Regions from separate parts of the Homo sapiens genome. Here region 2 is linked to region 1. Evidence: read pairs that join two places in POLR2A ChIA-PET (ENCODE). Cell type or tissue: Panc1. All regions are shown on one strand. Links, peaks and the distances in the headings refer to the core of each region. The heading gives the core; the rest is flanking DNA. Region 1 overlaps MIR1915HG (MIR1915 host gene). Region 2 has its middle 58 kb from the start of MIR1915.

The links. Peaks named below come from ENCODE experiments on the same cell type or tissue, not always from the same donor. Only the 100,000 strongest peaks of a DNase experiment are listed, where the experiment ranks them.
Region 2: POLR2A ChIA-PET joins it to region 1 with 8 read pairs; 6 of 35 experiments call an interaction of 5 or more read pairs at or near these places.

The regions. Positions count from the first base shown.
Region 1 is chr10:21,485,062-21,493,398 of GRCh38, reverse strand. It overlaps MIR1915HG (MIR1915 host gene), which reads left to right. Exons shown (of 2, transcript NR_160800.1): 2 at 1-741. It also overlaps the pseudogene LOC124902598. Among named protein-coding and RNA genes, the nearest start is that of MIR1915, 7.4 kb to the left of the region's middle. In Panc1, for the core only: no CTCF peak of the experiment used is centred there; no DNase peak of the experiment used is centred there; H3K27ac peaks cover 7,454 bases.
Region 2 is chr10:21,434,159-21,442,495 of GRCh38, reverse strand. No RefSeq gene overlaps it. Among named protein-coding and RNA genes, the nearest start is that of MIR1915, 58 kb to the left of the region's middle. In Panc1, for the core only: no CTCF peak of the experiment used is centred there; no DNase peak of the experiment used is centred there; H3K27ac peaks cover 1,952 bases.

The DNA of each region.
Region 1 (8,337 bases), core at 35-8,034:
ATATTAAAACAAAAGAACCTAGAAAAAATTGCTTGGTTAAATTGTAGAGAGGAAGGGAGGGAAGGAAAATGAAGGCTTTTCTTCTTTGTTCTTTAAAAGTCCAAGCACTTTCTTTCAGAATCAAAATGTAGAGAGGCAGTCAGTCTTGGAGCATGCTTTTGCATTTTAGGATACTACTCATTAATTCAGTTTTAAAGCATTCACTGGGTTGAGCACAATTTTAAAAAGGTTCTGACTCACCCAGATCCTGTTTGAAGCTCAACTCATTTTGATTGAAAGAGATTTGAGACAAGAATTTCAGAAGAGAAAAATGTGTGTTACACCTGGACATATATACACATGTAACAGGGATTGTATTCCTTCTAGTCTAAGACAAGAGATTCTATGGTAAATTATTTAAAAAAATTAGTTTTTTTTCTAGCATTGTATTGTCACCAGAAAGAAGAGTGCTGAATTCTCTGTTTCTGCATTTCCCAATAATAAATCTCCTAGGAGAGATAACTTTTTGCAGTTGTGCCCCCCACCCATTTTCTCTGTGGCTTGCTTTATTTCCCACATATGAATACACACACAGCAGATACATCATGCACAAACTTTTTTTAATGTGTAATCTGTAAATCTAGGCCCATTAAGTTTTCATTGAAGTTGGGAAACTGTTGAGGACTTACTTTTGTTCTTCACCATGCGTGCACTTTGCCAAGGATCTTTGGTAACCAATAAAACGATCATGTTCACTCTGAATGTATTTCTTTGTGATTAAATGGAAAAGAGTATTCATGAACTGCTTAAACAGTATTTTTATACCAAAACATCAACGCATAATGAAAAATGAGCTATAGTTGTTCCAAATGTTCAGAATAGCAGCTTTGCATTTACAGTCATATTTTGGCAAAACTATTTCATATTAATTGAAAATGATACAACAGTGCATGCATTCTGTGGAGGGATGCTTATTCACTTAGCTGCACCATGAAAAATTTAAACTATCTGGTTCGAATGACCTGCAATGCCTACTGAAGGAAGGGTTGGAAAATTAGGAACTATGAAATTATTTGTGTGTTTTTTTGGCCTTTTCATGAAGCTTGAATTAAATCTAGTTTTTGTGAAAAATAAAACTAAAGCAATATAAGAATCCCTTAAGTTGGTCTTATAAAATCATATGGTTTTTTTTTTTTTTTTGAGATGGAATTTCACTCTGTCACCCAGGCTGGAGTGCAGTGGCACAATCTTGGCTCACTGCAACCTCTGCCTCCTGGGTTCAAGGGATTCTTCTGCCTCAGCTTCCTGAGTAGCTGGGACTACAGGCACTCGCCACCACACCCGGCTAATTTTTTTGTGTTTTTAGTAGAGACGGGTTTTCACCATATTGGCCAGGCTGGTCTTGAATTCCTGATCTCGTGATCCACCCGCCTCGGCTTCCCAAAGTGCTAGGATTACAGGCATGCGCCACCGCGCCCAGCCATATGTGATTATTATAAAAAATCTGTACCTTAAAGATATGTTAGTGAAACTAGATGGATACAAATATAACTATTACCTTTTTTTTTCCCAGTGATTTTTCTCTCTCAAATGTAAGATATGTAGGACTCCAGAACATGCACTGTAATTTGTTCTGATAATAGGAAAACCAATGCTGGTTTTCTCAGTGTCATAGTTATCAAGGGGCAATGCCAAAATCATTAGATAAGCATCATCCTTTCTATCACATCATTGTCTACATGAAATTTCATCTTAGAAAATATGCAAGAATATTATATTTGTTTCCAAAGCTTGAAAATGCAATAGAATTTGAAGTATTGAAAATATGATTCCTGGTTGACAACATCTTAGAAGTTGCAGAGGTGTCTCTTTTTGAGACGACTTTAATAATGACTGACTTTAATAATGTTACAAAGCAAGGGAGGATTTCAATAGCAAGCAAGATGTGATGAATGGGCATGAGGAACAGTGAAGCTATTGACGAAACATGCTAACTTTTAGAATTCTATCTAAATTATTTTTTTTCCAGTGCAGAGGAAGACACCCAAGTGTATCAATGTTCATCAGATGCAGGGTAATAAAAATGTGAGTGACAGTTAATGGCCTGTGACTGTAATATGATTGTTAGTGTAGGTGAGTGAATACATTGGTTCCTGTTTAAAGAAGGTCAGTGGTCCACAGTCAAGGTAAGTGAAGTTTGCAGAAAATTGAGGCCCTGAAAGGAAAAGGCTAAAACAAACAAACAAAAACAAAAAAACCCACCACCACCACCAACAGAATAACTGCCCATGACTAGTATTTTAAAATAATAATAAAACAATTTCAGTAATTAAAAAATCATTTGTTTTCTGTTTTAGATTTGACTTGAGTCAGTTGTTCCTGCTAGCTATTTAGATGAAATATATGGAATATCACTTAATAGGCAGAAGCGCTGATACAATTTCCTCTTAAAGGATCTGATTCCTGGCATCCAAAGGAAACTGGAATTCAAGTTCGTATTAGAACTTGAATTTGTTCTGCCAGAGTGAAAATTGGTTCCATTAGGCCTCAGTCACAGAATTCTTACAGACCTGGCTAGAGCTGTAGATATGATATATCCAACTAGCTGAAAATCATAGTCTTAAGTAATGCTGCATGTGCTTTGGAAAACCATCCAGAGGGTTTTAATTTTTTTTTTTTGAATGAAAATTTCCTAATTTTACAGTTGTCATAAATCTGGAACAAGTCTAATTAAGGTCATCAAGGCAAGTGAAAATCTAATGAGCAAACTTTGGAAATAACATGATGAGAATAATTTAAATGTGAAATATTAAATTGTGGCAATGTTTAGCAAGGATTCTTTCCTTAACATTTTTCTTATTCATTTGCCCATACTTCCCTCTCTTTGCAGATTTATAGTGCTCTTGGGGAGGCTCCTGGAAGAAGTGATATATCAGACAGACATACTATTCAAAAGCTTAAAACTTAGCATCTGACTATGTAAGTAAAAATAGAAAAAACAATGACCACAAAAAAGCAAAATCAACTTTACTTAGATGAACAATTCGGCCCAATATATTAAGGAGAATGGGAAAAATACGCATGTCATCTAAAAGTTCGTAATTTATTCTATACAGGAGGATTTCAAATAAATTTGATTCATAATACACATATACATTTATGTACATCAACATAATGACCTTCCATAAATTAAGTAAATTGATTGGAAATCAATCAATGTATTGATCGTGGTATGTTCTTTATATGAAAATATTCAATAGCTTCATGAAATAATTGATTACACATTTTAAGAATTTTAAAATTTCTGGGTGGGGCACACTGGCTTATGCCTGTAATCCCAGCACTTTGGGAGGCTAAGGCAAGAGAATTGCTTAAGCCCAGGAGTTTGAGGCTGCAGTGAGCTATGATTGTGCCACTATACTCCAGCCTGGGCTACAGAGCAAAACATAGTATCTTAAAAAACAAAAAGGTAAAATTTCTAGTGAGAAATAGAAAAAATTTCTGTGAGACACAGAATATTTGACTTAATTGAAAAATTAAAATAAATTTAAATTCTCCATAATTTTTCATAGAATTATGTTTTCTATTTTCCTTTTTAATGGAAGATTTGTCAACTTACTATTTTGGTGTCAATTTTCCTTGTATGTGTTTTATTTCCTTGCGAGCAAATGTTATTAGTTAATAGTAGCAGATACAGCAATCATAAAATCTCAGAGGTAATGTTCTGGCATAGGCAGTAATTCAAATTAGAACTATTTATGGACAATTCAGAAAGCTTACTTACTTTAGTTAATTCTTTTCTTATTCTGTATTCATCTTGTTGCACCAGATTTTTAGCTTCTTTTGTCTACAACATAAGATCTCAGTATTTTTAGGATGTAAAATAAATGCTCTCTTTAACAATTTTTGTAACTTGGAACTTAAACGTAGCCTATTCTAGTTATTTAATAAATAGCTAAAAGTAGATGAAGGAAACAGTTTAGGTGGGGCATGCCTGTAAACCCAGCACTTAGGAGGCAGAGTCAGGAGGATTGCTTGAGCCCAGGAGTTTGAAACCAGCCTACGTAACACAGGGAAACCCCCATCTCTACAAAAAATAAAAAATATATATATATTAGCCAGGCGTGGTGGTGCACGCTTGTGGTCCCAGCTATTCACAAGGCTGAGGTGGGAGGATACCTTGAGCCCAGGTGGCTGAGGCTGTGCTGTAGTGAGCCGTGATCACACCACTGCACTCAAGCCAGCCTGGATGACAGACTGAGACCCTGTCTGTCTCCAAAGGAAAAAAAAAAAGGAAGCAGTTTGAATTTTTTTTGCTGATTAAACCAAAAATGGAAGACTATTTTTCAGAATGAATTTAGGTAGTTTTTAGTTGTTACAAAATATCTGCTGACTCCCAAAATCATTGAGTAACAACAACAAAAAAAGCCCCGTGAAAAGTTAATGCCCACCCAGCCACTTAAAAGTAGTTCTGTAGACTTTACCAGCAGCTGCTTGTCAGAGTCCAGTGCTTACCAGTTTTTTTTTTTTCCCTGCTCGATTCAAAGGAGATTGCTTTGCCCCGTGGGAGTCTTGCTCTTCCCAACAAACGTGGAAAAAAAATGCAATAGGCAGTTCCAGGAGTGTTGCCTTTGACAGCATGTCTCAGGGAACTTAATATTCTAGGTGGCAAGTGGCCAAAATAAGTAGGAAACTTAGGTACAAGACTGAAGAAAGTACTGCCATAGCAAACTAGAAAGAGGGAAATAAAGTTTCTATATTAAAAAGAACGAAAAATTACATGGCTGATGATGAGTGAGAATTATGCGTGGTGTGTGTATGTGTAAAGAAAAGGATAAACTTTTGGAGATGTTTATAACAACCTTATAATTTGAGAGAAGCTTTGTTTTTTTGTTTTGTTTTGTTTTTGCAACAAGGTCTCATGGTCACCCAGGCTGCAGTATGATGATGTGGTCATAGCTCATTGTAACCCTGAACTCCTGGGCTCAAATGATCCTCTTGTCTCAGCTTCTGGAGTGGTTAGAACTACAGGCATGAGCCACCACACCTAGTTAATTTTTAAAAATTTACAGCGATGGGGTCTCACTATTTTGCCCATGCTGATCTTGAATTCCTGTCTTCAAGTGATACTCCCACCTCCCAAATGATGAGTATCCCAAGTGATACTCAGCCTCCCAAAGTGCTGGGATTACAAGCATAAACCACAATGCCTGGCCCTGTTTATTTGAATACTGCTTTCCTTAATGCTTTAGAAATCAAAATTGTATCATTAATTATACTTACATTTGTCTGGACTCTAAAAATAATATAATGCCCAACAGTTGTTTTAGCCGCCACAAGTTCCTCCACTTCCAGAATGCATAGCCCTTTGCAATGTGACTTTGCTACTTTTCCCACCCAGAAGTGGAATCTTCTCCATCCCTTGGAATGTGGCCTGGTCTTGCCAGTTGCTTTGGCTTATGGGATATTGCGGAAGTAAGTATGTTGCACAGGTTCTGGAATCTAGACCCCAAGGAGCTTTTGCAGCTTCCATCTTTGTCTTCTAGAAACACCATGCCACAAAGAAGCTTGGGATGAAGGATCACGAGGCGAGAGGAGTCCAGCACCCAGCACACCCACTGGGAGCTACATGCATGAGACCCCACCCAATCAGCAGAACCATACAGCCAACAGAATCATGAGAAATAAGAAGTTGTTGTTGTTCTAAGCCACTAAGCTTTGGAGTGGCTTGTTACACATCAATAGGTATCCATGCTTGCAACTACTACAATCATCTAAAGTTGAGAGAGGCCGGGCCCGATGGCTCACTCCTGTAATCCCAGCACTTTGAGAGGCTTAGGCGGGCAGATCACTTGAGGTCAGGAGTTCGAGACCAGCCAACATGATGAAACCCTGTCTTTACTAAAAATACAAAAACAAGCCAAGCGTGGTGGCTTGTACCTGTAATCCCAGCTACTCAGGAGGCTGAGGTGGGAGAATCGCTTGAACCTAGGAGGTGAAGGTTGCAGAGTGCCGAGATTGTGCCACTGCACTCCAGCCTCAAAAAATGTTGAGAGAGATTTTGTTGATATAGCAAGAGTATAAATTGTGCCGGGACGGTGGCTCATGCCTATAATCCCAGCACTTTGGGAGACTGAAGCAGGAGGATCACTTGAGGTCAGGAGTTTGAGACCAGCCTGGCCAACATGGTGAAACCCTATCTCTACTAAAAATACAAAAATTAGCTGGGCATAGTGGCACATGCCCAGCTACTCGGGAGGCTGAGGTAGGAGAATCGCTTGAACCCGAGAGGTGGAGGTTGTGGTGAGCCAAGATCACACCATTGCACTCCAGCCTGGGCAACAAGAGCAAAACTCTGTCTTAAAAAAAAAAAAAAAGTATAAATTGGGACCAAACTAAACAGCTTCAGTTAAGATCCTGTTAGCATATGTGAAGCTACCACAGGCCCAAGTTTGTTATCTGTGATTGTTATTGTGACGTGAGATTTTCTTTTTTTTTAAATTTCTTTCTTTCTTTCTTTCTTTCTTTTTGAGACGGAGCCTCGCTCTGTTGCCAGGCTGGAGTGCAGTGGCTCAGTCTTGGCTCACCACAAACTCTGCCTCCCGGGTCCAAGCGATTCTCCTGCCTCAGCCTCCTGAGTAGCTGGGATTATAGGCATGCACTGCCATGCCTGGCTAATTTTGTATTTTTAGTAGAGATGGGGTTTCTCCATGTTGGTCAGGCTGGTCTTGAACTCCTGACCTCAGGTTATCCACCCACCTCAGCCTCCCAAAATGCTGGAATTACAGGCGTGAGCCACTGCGCCTGGCCTTCATTCAAGAATAATTTACTGAATGTTTTTTAAATTTCATTTTATGTGCCTGGCATTGTTCTGGGCATTGGACATGCAGTTGTGAATAAACCCTTGAATCTCTGCTTCTGTGTGATATACATGCTGGTAGAGGGCTTCTGAGTGCAAATAAACAAATACACCAAATCAAATAGATATAAGTGCTGTGAAAAAAGAACAGTAATGTAATACGAATGCTGAAAGACATGGAGGGTGCCTTAGAGTAGATCAGGGAAGGCCCCTTGAGATGATGTTTGGCAGATATGGGTTTAAGTCCTAGTGCTGCCACCTTTTTTTTTTTTTTTCTCCCTGGAGACAGGATCCACTTTGTACCCAGAGTGGAGTGCAGTGACACAAATCACAGCTCACTGCAGCCTCAACCTCCAGGCTCAAGCAATCCTACTGCCTCAGCCTCCTGGTAGCTGGGACTACAGGCATGCACCACCATGCCCAGATAATTTTTGTATTTTTTTGTAGGGATGGGGTTTTGCCATGTTGCTCAGGTTAGTCTTGAACCCCTGAGCTCAAGTGATCTGCCTGCCTCAGCTTCCCAAATTTGGTATATAGGCATGGTATATAGTTGGTATTATAGTCATGAGCCGCTGTGCCCAGCGTACAACAATTAAAAAAAAAAGCTATACACAAAGAGTCTTAGCCACATTCATGGTTGATGCATATCAAAAGATAGTGAATTTAGCTAGGAATGGTGGCATGCACCTGTAGTCCCAGCTACTTGGGAGACTGAGGTGGGAGGCTCACTTGAGCTCAGGAGTTTGAGACCAGCCTGGGCAACATAGCAAGGCCCCATCTCTACAAAAATTATTATTTACAAAAAGTATATATATATATCTCCACACCTGGTGGTTTTACTTTTTTGTTTTGTAGACCTCTATATATTTACAGAAACTTCCATAGTAATGAACTACAGAAATGAGCTCTGAAAATACAGTCTTATTTTTTTTGAGGCAGGATTTCACACTCTCTCCCAGACTGGAGTGCAGTAGCGCAATCTCGGATCACTGCAACTTCCTCCACTCAGGCTCAAGCGATTCTTCTGCCTCAGCCTTCCGAGTAGCTGGGATTACAGGCGCGTACGACTACCACCCAGCTAATTTTTGTATTTTTAGTAGAGACAGGGTTTCACCATGTTGGCCAGGCTGGTCTCAAACTCCTGACCTCAAATGATCCACCCGCCTTGGTCTCCCAAAGTGCTGGGATCACAGGCGTGAGCCACTGCGCCAGGCGGAAAATACAGTCTTATAGGGTGGTTTTAGAGTTGTCAAAATGACTGGGAAATGTTACTGGCATTTAGTTGGTGAAGGTGAAGTTTGTTAAGTGTCCAGCAATGCACACAGGCAATCCTGCATAATCAAGGACTATCCAGCTGGGCGTGGTGGCTCACACCTGTAATCCCAGCACTTTGGGAAGCCGAGGTGGGTGGATCACCTGAGGTCGGGAGTTCAAGACCAGCCTAACCAACATGGAGAAACTCCATCTCCACTAAAAATACAAAATTTGTCGGGCGTGGT
Region 2 (8,337 bases), core at 19-8,018, 51 kb after region 1:
GTGTCTCAATCTGTTGCCCAGGCTGGAGCACAGTGGTGTGATCTCGGTTCACTGAAACCTCAATCTCCTGGGCTCAGTCAATCCTCCTGCCTTAGCCTCCTGAGTAACTGGTACTACAGGCGCATGCCACCTTGCCTGGCTAATTTTTAAATTTTATTTATTTATCTATGATTTATTTATTTATCTAGAGATGGGGTTTTGTCATGTTGCCCAGGCTGGTCTCGAACTCCTGAACTCAAGCATCTGCCTACCTCGGGGCTTCCAAAGGGCTGGGATTATAGGCGTGAGCCACCATCCCTGGCCTAAATTTTATTTTTGAAATTTTGTAGAGACGGAGTTTTGTCGTGTTGCCCTGGCTGGCCTCAAACTCCTGGGTTCAAGCTATCTGCCAGCTTCAGCCTCCCAAAGTGTTGGGATTACAGACGTGAGCCACTGCACCCAGCCTCCCTTTCAGATCATTTTAATGTGTATCCAGTATTTCCTGGAAATATATTACAACTGCAAAATCTCACATTCCCTTCAGATATACTGCAACAGAAACTCTAGGACTGGGGCTCAGCAAACTGTTTTAACAAGACTTTTCCTGGCTGGGGATGGTGGCTCAGGCCTGTCATCCCAGCACTTTAGGAGGCCAAGGTGGTCGGATCACTTGAGTTCAGGAGTTCAAGACCAGACTGGGCAACATAGTGAGACCCCTATCTCTACCAAAACAAACAAACAAACAAAAATTAGCTGGTATGGTGGCCCACCTCTGTAGTCCCAGCTACTTAGGAGGCTAAGGTGGGAGGGTCTCTTGAGCCCAGGAGGTCGAGGCTGCAGTGAGTGATGATCACACAACTGCACTCCAGCCTGGTCAAGAGAGCAAGACATTGTCTCAGAAAAATCAAAACAAAAAACAAAATAAAAGTCTTCTGCTAAAGTTTGAGAACCTCTGCCGTAGAGTACAGGCCCAGCCTGAAATACACACTTAATCTTGCCTCAAGCTCCCAAACCTCTCCTGCCATTTTCCAGCCCTCACTTTACTCTCTAACCAGGCGAGTTTATTGTACGTCTACTGAGCCTACATGGCTTTTGCGTCTTCCTGGCCTGACTAGTCACCCTCTCTTGGAGCCACAGACACTTTAGTCATCGTTCAAGGCCCAGCCCAGGTCTCACCACCTGCGTGAAGCCCTTCTGTATTTCTCTGCCCTCACACTGCCACAGTTCCCTCTTCTCTACCATTCATTCATTTCTTCAATAAGTATTTATTTCACACCTATTATTTGTGAAGCATTAAGTGGAATACAAAAGAATTATGTGATGGTCCCTTCATAGGGGATGTACTTGTTTCTATGTGGGACTAACGAAGGAGAAGCGGATGTTGAGGGGGTTGCCATGCGGGCTGATAGAATGTGAAGTTCAGAGTTTCACCAGGTGCGTTGGCTCACACCTGGAACCCCAGCACTCTGGGAGACCGAGGCGGGCAGATCACAAGGTCACGAGTTCAAGATCAGCCTGGCCAACATGGCGAAACCTCGTCTCTACTAAAAATACAAAAACTAGCCGGGTGTGGTGGTGGGCATCTGTAATCCCAGCTACTTGGGAGGCTGAGGCAGGAGAATAGCTTGAAACCGGAAGGCAGAGGTTGCAGTGAGCCGAGATCACGTCACTGCACTCCAGCCTGGGCAACAAAAGCGAAACTCTGTCTCAAAAAAAAAAAAACAAAAAAAAACGAGGTGCAGGAAGGGTGGACAGTAGAGCTGGAATGTGTTGGGTTGAGAACCAGAATGTAGATAATTTGCTCCAGGAGGTGACTCCAAGAAGAAAGGACAGGAACAAGCTCTTCTGCATATCATACCTTTGTTTATTTATTCATTTTTTTTAGGGATGAGGTCTCACTATGTTGCCTAGGCTGGCCTCAAACTCCTGGACTCAAGTGATCCTCCTACCTCAGCCTCCTAGACAGCTAGGACTACAGGTTCATGCCACTGTGCCTGGCTTAATATACCTTTTAAGTGAATAATTTTTCTTTTTCTTTTTCTTTTTTTTTTTTTGAGGCAGGGTCTCACTCTGCCACCCAGGCTGGAGTGCAGTGGTGCAATCATGGCTCACTGCAGTCTTGACTTTCCAGGCTCAAGTGATCCTCCTGCCTCAGCCAACAAAGTAACTGGGACTATATGTGCACAACCAAGCCTGGCAAATTTTTTTTTAATTTGTAGAAATAGGGGTCTCACTATGCTGCCCAGGCTGGTCTTGAACTCCTGGGCTCATGTGATCCTCCTGCCTCAACTCAGCTCCTGCAGTGCTGAGATTACAGGTGCGAGCCACTGCATCCACCCTTAACTTACTCAGTTATTTTCCTATTTACAAAAGTAGAGTTTATTGTAGAAAAATTGGAAAATACAGAAAAACAGAAAAATAAAAATCACGTACATTCCTACCACCTGAAGGTACACACTGTTGTTAGTTATTTCTTATACATTATTTCAGTCTTAAAAAATTGAGTAGATGGGCCAGGTGTGGTGGCTCATGCGTGTAATCCTAGCACTTTGGGAGGCCGAGGCAGGTGGATCACCTAAGGTCAGGAGTTCGAGACCAGCCTGGCCAACATGGCGAAACCCCATCTCTGCTAAAAATACAAATATTAGTCAGCTGTGGTGGCGGAGCCGATAATAATCCCAGCTACTCGGGAGGCTGAGGCAGGAGAATTGCTTGTACCCAGGAGGCACAGGTTGCAGTGAGCCGAGATCGCACCATTGCACTCCGGCCTGGGCGAAAAGAGCGAAATGCCATTTCAAAAAAAAAAAAAAAAAAAAGAAAGAAACATAACAATTATACAATATGTGGAGCTCATTTGGGTACTGGTTTGAGCAAACCATAATATGTTATTTTTGAGTGAAATCAGAACATTTGATTTTGATTTTGGACTGGGTATTAGATCACATTAATTTTGTTAGTAGAGCTAATAATATTGTGCTTATATATTGAAATGTACTCATTTTTTATATGTGCATAGAGACATGATGCATGGAATTTGCTTAAAAATATTAAGATACTACTGCAACAAAAGTAAAGAAAATGAACGTAAAAAAGAGTAGACAAAGCAAGCACGGTGAAATGGCCATGCTTGAATCTGGGGAGTTTGTATTATTCTCTATTTGCAATCTTCATAATAAAAACTTTAAAACGATTTGCCCAGTGTGGCGGCTCATGCCTGTAATCCCATCACCTTGGGAGGCCGAGGCAGACAGATCACCTGAGATCAGGAGCTCAAGACCAACCTGGCCAACATGGTGAAACCCTGTCTGTACTAAAAACACAAAAATTAGCTGGGCGTGGCGGTGCATGCTGTAATCCCAGCTACCGGGAGGCTGAGGCAGGAGAATGGCTTGAACCTGGGAGGTGGAGCCAAGATCACGCCACTGCACTCCAGTCCGGGCGACAGAGTGACTCCATCTCAAAAAACAAAACAAAGCAACAACAACAACAAAACCAAACTGATATTTAGCCTGAGTACAGCGGCTCATGCCTGTAATTCCAGCACTTTGGGAGGTGGAGGTGGGAGGATTGCTTGAGACCAGCCTATGCAACACGAGGAGGCCCTGTCTCTACAAAATAATAATAATAATATTAATAATAATAACAAAATGAAAATAAAAATAAGTAAAATAAAATTAGCCTGACGTGGTGGTACGTGTCTGTAGTCCCAGCTACCTGAGAGGCTAAGGTGGGAGGATGGCTTGAACCTAGGAGGTCAAGGCTGCAGTAACTGTACCACTATACTCCAGCCTGGGAGACAGCGAGACCCTGTCTCAATATGTATATAGATTTATATTTAGAGCTCTGAAATTGAACTGTGTCTGCTACTACTGAGAAGATTTGACTGTGCATGCAATAAACGAAACCTCGAAAACATGACAAAGCGGGAAATGTAAATTTTTAGGCAAAACAGCAAGTGAAGTAACAGGTGCTGCCTCCATTTGGGAAAAGGAGTTCTGGTGAGCACACTAATAATTTGTAGAAACAAAATGAGAATAATAATGTTAGTGATAAAAATAATAGTTAAACTAACGAATAAGCCTTAGTGATAATGTTGCTGTATATCTGGCATGATATTTATCTCATTTTATGATCCCAGCGAGCTTTTGAGGTAGATGGTGTTATCGCCTTTTTACTTATGGAGAAACTGAGGCACAGTACTATTAAGTAACTGGCTCAAGATCCTGTAGCTGGAAAATGGCAAGCTAGGATTCTCATCCTGCCCAGAGGTCCTACTCTTTACCTCTAAATACCTCACCAATAGAAAAAGAAATGATTTATTTATTTATTTATTTATTTATTTATTTATTTAAATAGAGTCTCACTCTGTTACTCAAACTGAAGTGCAGTGGCACAATCATGGTTCACTGCAGCATCGACCTCCTGGGCTCAAGTAATCCTCCCACCTCAGCCTCCTGAGTAGCTCGGACTACAGATGTGAGTCACCACGCCTGGCTAATGTTTTACTTTTTTGTAGAGACAGGGTCTCACTATCTTGCCCAGGCTGGTCTCAAACTCCTGACCTCAAGCGATCCTCTTGCCTGGGCCTCCCATTTCTGGCACCCAGCCAGAAATGATTTTTTGAATGCCCAAAACTGACTATTTTGACCAAGGAGCTTTTTGTTCAGTGTTTTAGAGGTATAATTTATGTTGCATTTAGAAAGTAAAAGTAGGCCGGGTGGTGGCTCACGCCTGTAATCCCAGGAGTTTTGGAGGGCAAGGCAGGAGGATTGCTTGAGGTCAGGGGTTCGAGACCAGCCTGGGCAACATAGTAAGACCCTATCTCTACAAAAAGATAAAAAAATTGGCCAGATGTGGTGGTGCTTGCCTGTTGCCCCAGCTACTTGGGAAGCTGAGGTGGGAGGTTCAGTTTAGCCCAGGAGTTTGAGGCTGCAGCAAGCTGTGATTGCACCACTGCACTCCAGCCTGGGTGACTCAGGGAGACCTTGTCCCTAAAAAAAAAATAACATAAAAATAAGTTAAAAAGTAAAAGTGTACCTACAGCTCAACTCCTGCATGTGTAGTTTCTGGGCATTTGTAGGATAACTGTTCAATTTCATTTCCAGCAGTTGTGACTTTATTTCTCCCAGGTGGAAAATATGTCCTTTCTTACTCAGTGGTGAATGTCAGGTAGACTCAGCATTGTGGTGCCTGGTGCAGTCCAGTGGGGCATCCTGGGAGGATGAGAGGGTTTGGAATAGAACTGGAACGCATGTGACTTTACCTAAATCTTCAAGTCTCAGCAGTGGGCTCCCCTAAGCATAAGGTTTCTACTACAAACATTTTAACACTTTTTTTTTTAACATATGGCAACAGAATGGTTATAGAAATTAGCTGCTATAAAGTGAGACAACAATGGATGAGACAATTGGAAAGCGAAATCTATTTGAGAAATAGAGTAGGTCGTCAAATAATGTTTCAATATCATTCTTTTTTTTTTTCGAGATGGAGTTTCGCTCTTGTTGCCCAGGCTGTAGTGCAACAGTGCAATCTTGGCTCACCGCAACCTCTGCCTCCTGGGTTCAAGTGATTCTCCTGCCTCAGCCTCCAAAGTAGCTGGGATTACAGGTGCCTGCTACCATGCCTGGTTAATTTTTTGTATTTTTAGTAGAGATGGAGTTTTCCCATGTTGGCCAGGCTCGTTTCAAACTCCTGACCTCAGGTGATCTACCTGCCTCGGCCTCCCAAAGTGCTGGTATAACAAGGCGTGAGCCACCATGCCGAGCCTCATTCAATGTCATTCTAATGTCATTATAAAGTTGATGAGAAGAAAGAAAAATGGATTGCTGGTCAGGGCCACTGGCTGGGTGGAGTTTCCCTGAGTTTGCAAGTTCTCCCCGTGTTTGCATGGGTTTTCTCTGCATGGTTCTGGGCTTTCCCAAACTCCCAGAAACACCCTCTGGTTTTCCTCTCCATTCCAAAGATGTGCACATTAGGCTAACTGGCTGTCTACATGGTCCCAGGCTGAGTGAATGTGTATCTGTGAGTGAGTGCCCTGTGAAGCGAGGGCATCCTGTCCAGAGATCGTTCCAGCCTGGCCCCCCTGAGCCACAGGGACTGGCCCCAGTCACCCCCGGCCCTGAACTGGAATAAGGGAATAAATCATTATCTTACTTGTTTTTATCAATCTTTCTTAAAGGTATGTGTAGTTCACATTTGTTTCAATGTTTAATATTAGAAGAGTTTTTTTCTTTATTTAGAAGTTTGGTGATGTTTTTGTGACCAGGAATATTCCATAGGAACTTTAGTCTATATTAGTTAAACTGTGGTCAAGTTGGTTTGGTTATATGGCATTTTGCTTAAAGGTACAGTTTCCAAGAACCTATTGATGATATTAAGTGAAGACTTTCTGTAGAAGCCACCTATGGATGAGCTTTTCTTTTTTAGTAAAGTTTTTTTGAGACAGGGTCTTGCTCTATTGCCCAGGCTGGAGTGCAGTGGTGCCATCTTGGCTCACTGCAACCTCTGCCTCCTGGGCTCAAGTGATCCTCCCACCTCAGCCTCCTGAGTAGATGAGACTCCAGGCGCCTGCCACCATGCCTGGCTAATTTTTGTATTTTTTTTATAGAGACGGGGTCTTGCTATGTTGCCCAGGCTGGTCTCCAACTCCTGAGCTCAGGCGATCTGCCTGCCTCAGATTCTGAAAGTGCTGGGATTACAGGCATGTGTCACCTGGCTCGGCCAAGATGAGCTTTTCTGCCATCCTGAAATTTTCTTTCCACTGCACTTGTGTGGGTCCGTAGTTAACAAAGCTTTTCCTACATGGAAAAACAGCAAATGTTCTTTTGAGAAAAAGCAGTAACATCAGTGATTTTTAACTATAAGTGAACCAGAGGCAGAGATGGCTTACAGATGACTCAGGTATGTGCTCTATGCTTGTGTTTTCAACTATGCAACTTTTGCCTGAGCAGGGAGATGAGAGCCAATCTTGCTGTTATGAGATAAAAGATGTCCTCTCAGATGGTTAATGTCATAGGTTTCACTAGCCAGCATTTGAATTGTGAATATTGCATTGTAAAAAGAGAAGAATGAAAATAAAAACAAGGAAAGAAGAAGATGGAGGAAGATTATAGGTTCTGTCTGTACGGTTTCTGGTAAAAGAAAGCAGTGGACTCTAGCTCCGGACAGAGGTATGTGCAGGGGATAGCTGCAGGTAGTAATTGAAATTTATGTAGACTTTGTCTAAACGGTGACCACCACCCACATTATCCCCATCATTTCCCAAGCCAGACATGCCATTATATGTGATATGATCACTCTCACCACAGGGTCTACTAGTTAGAGAGAGGTCTAAGATGGTTACAGAAATGCCTGGTGAAAACAAAGGACAAAAAGAACACTTTGATGCAGAGAAAGGAAAATTAGAATTGGTTTGCTGCAGGACCTCTGGATGCAATGCGTGGCAAAGTACGGGGTGTTTCCTGAGGCTTGCTTGGGAACATTTTCCCTCATAGCTTCTCTAGGTCGGGATCTACTTGATACAGAATAGAGAATTTTTCATGAAAATATGTGTCAGTGACTATATTCCACCATGATAATGTAGATTTCTTTCTTTTCAGATACAAAGGTGTGCCCTGTACAGCTACTAATGTAATAAAAATTAATAAAAATGATCATTTACTGAGTTATTACTATCAGCTGACACGTAATTTAAGGAAAGTGTTAATCACCAAAGAAACAGATACTGTACAGACCAAAATGACAGATACTCATTATATTATCATCCCTATTTCATAGAAAGAAAAATCTGAGGCTCAATGGGGTCAAGTAACTTGCTCAAGGTCACAAAGCTGGAATGTGAAGAAGCCCTGGTCTGTCTGACTTCTAATCCCAAGGTTTTTTTGTTTTTGGTTTTTTTTTTTTGAGATGGAGTCTTGCTCTGTTGCTCAGGCTGGAGTGCAGTGGCACAATGTCGGCTCACTGCAACCTCTGTCCCCTGGGTTCAAGGATTCTCATGCCTCAGCCACCCATGTAGCTGGGATTACAGGCGTGTGTGCCACCAGGCCCCCGTAATTTTTGTATTTTTAGTAGAGACGGGGTTTCACCATGTTGGTCAGGCTGGTCTCGAACTTCTGACCTCAAGTGATCCACCTGTCTTGGCCTTCTGAAGTGCTGGGATTACAGGCGTGAGCCACCACTCCCAGCCTAATCTCAGGGTCTTGACACCTAATACTATGAACTAGGAGTAGACATTTCCAGGAGGAATATCCTGGGGATTGTGTCTTTTGAATGCACTTATGCAGGATATCATAATTTTAATACACTTAAATATAAACATGAAAAAGCACTGAACCTTTGTTCACACTGGTCTACCAGTGT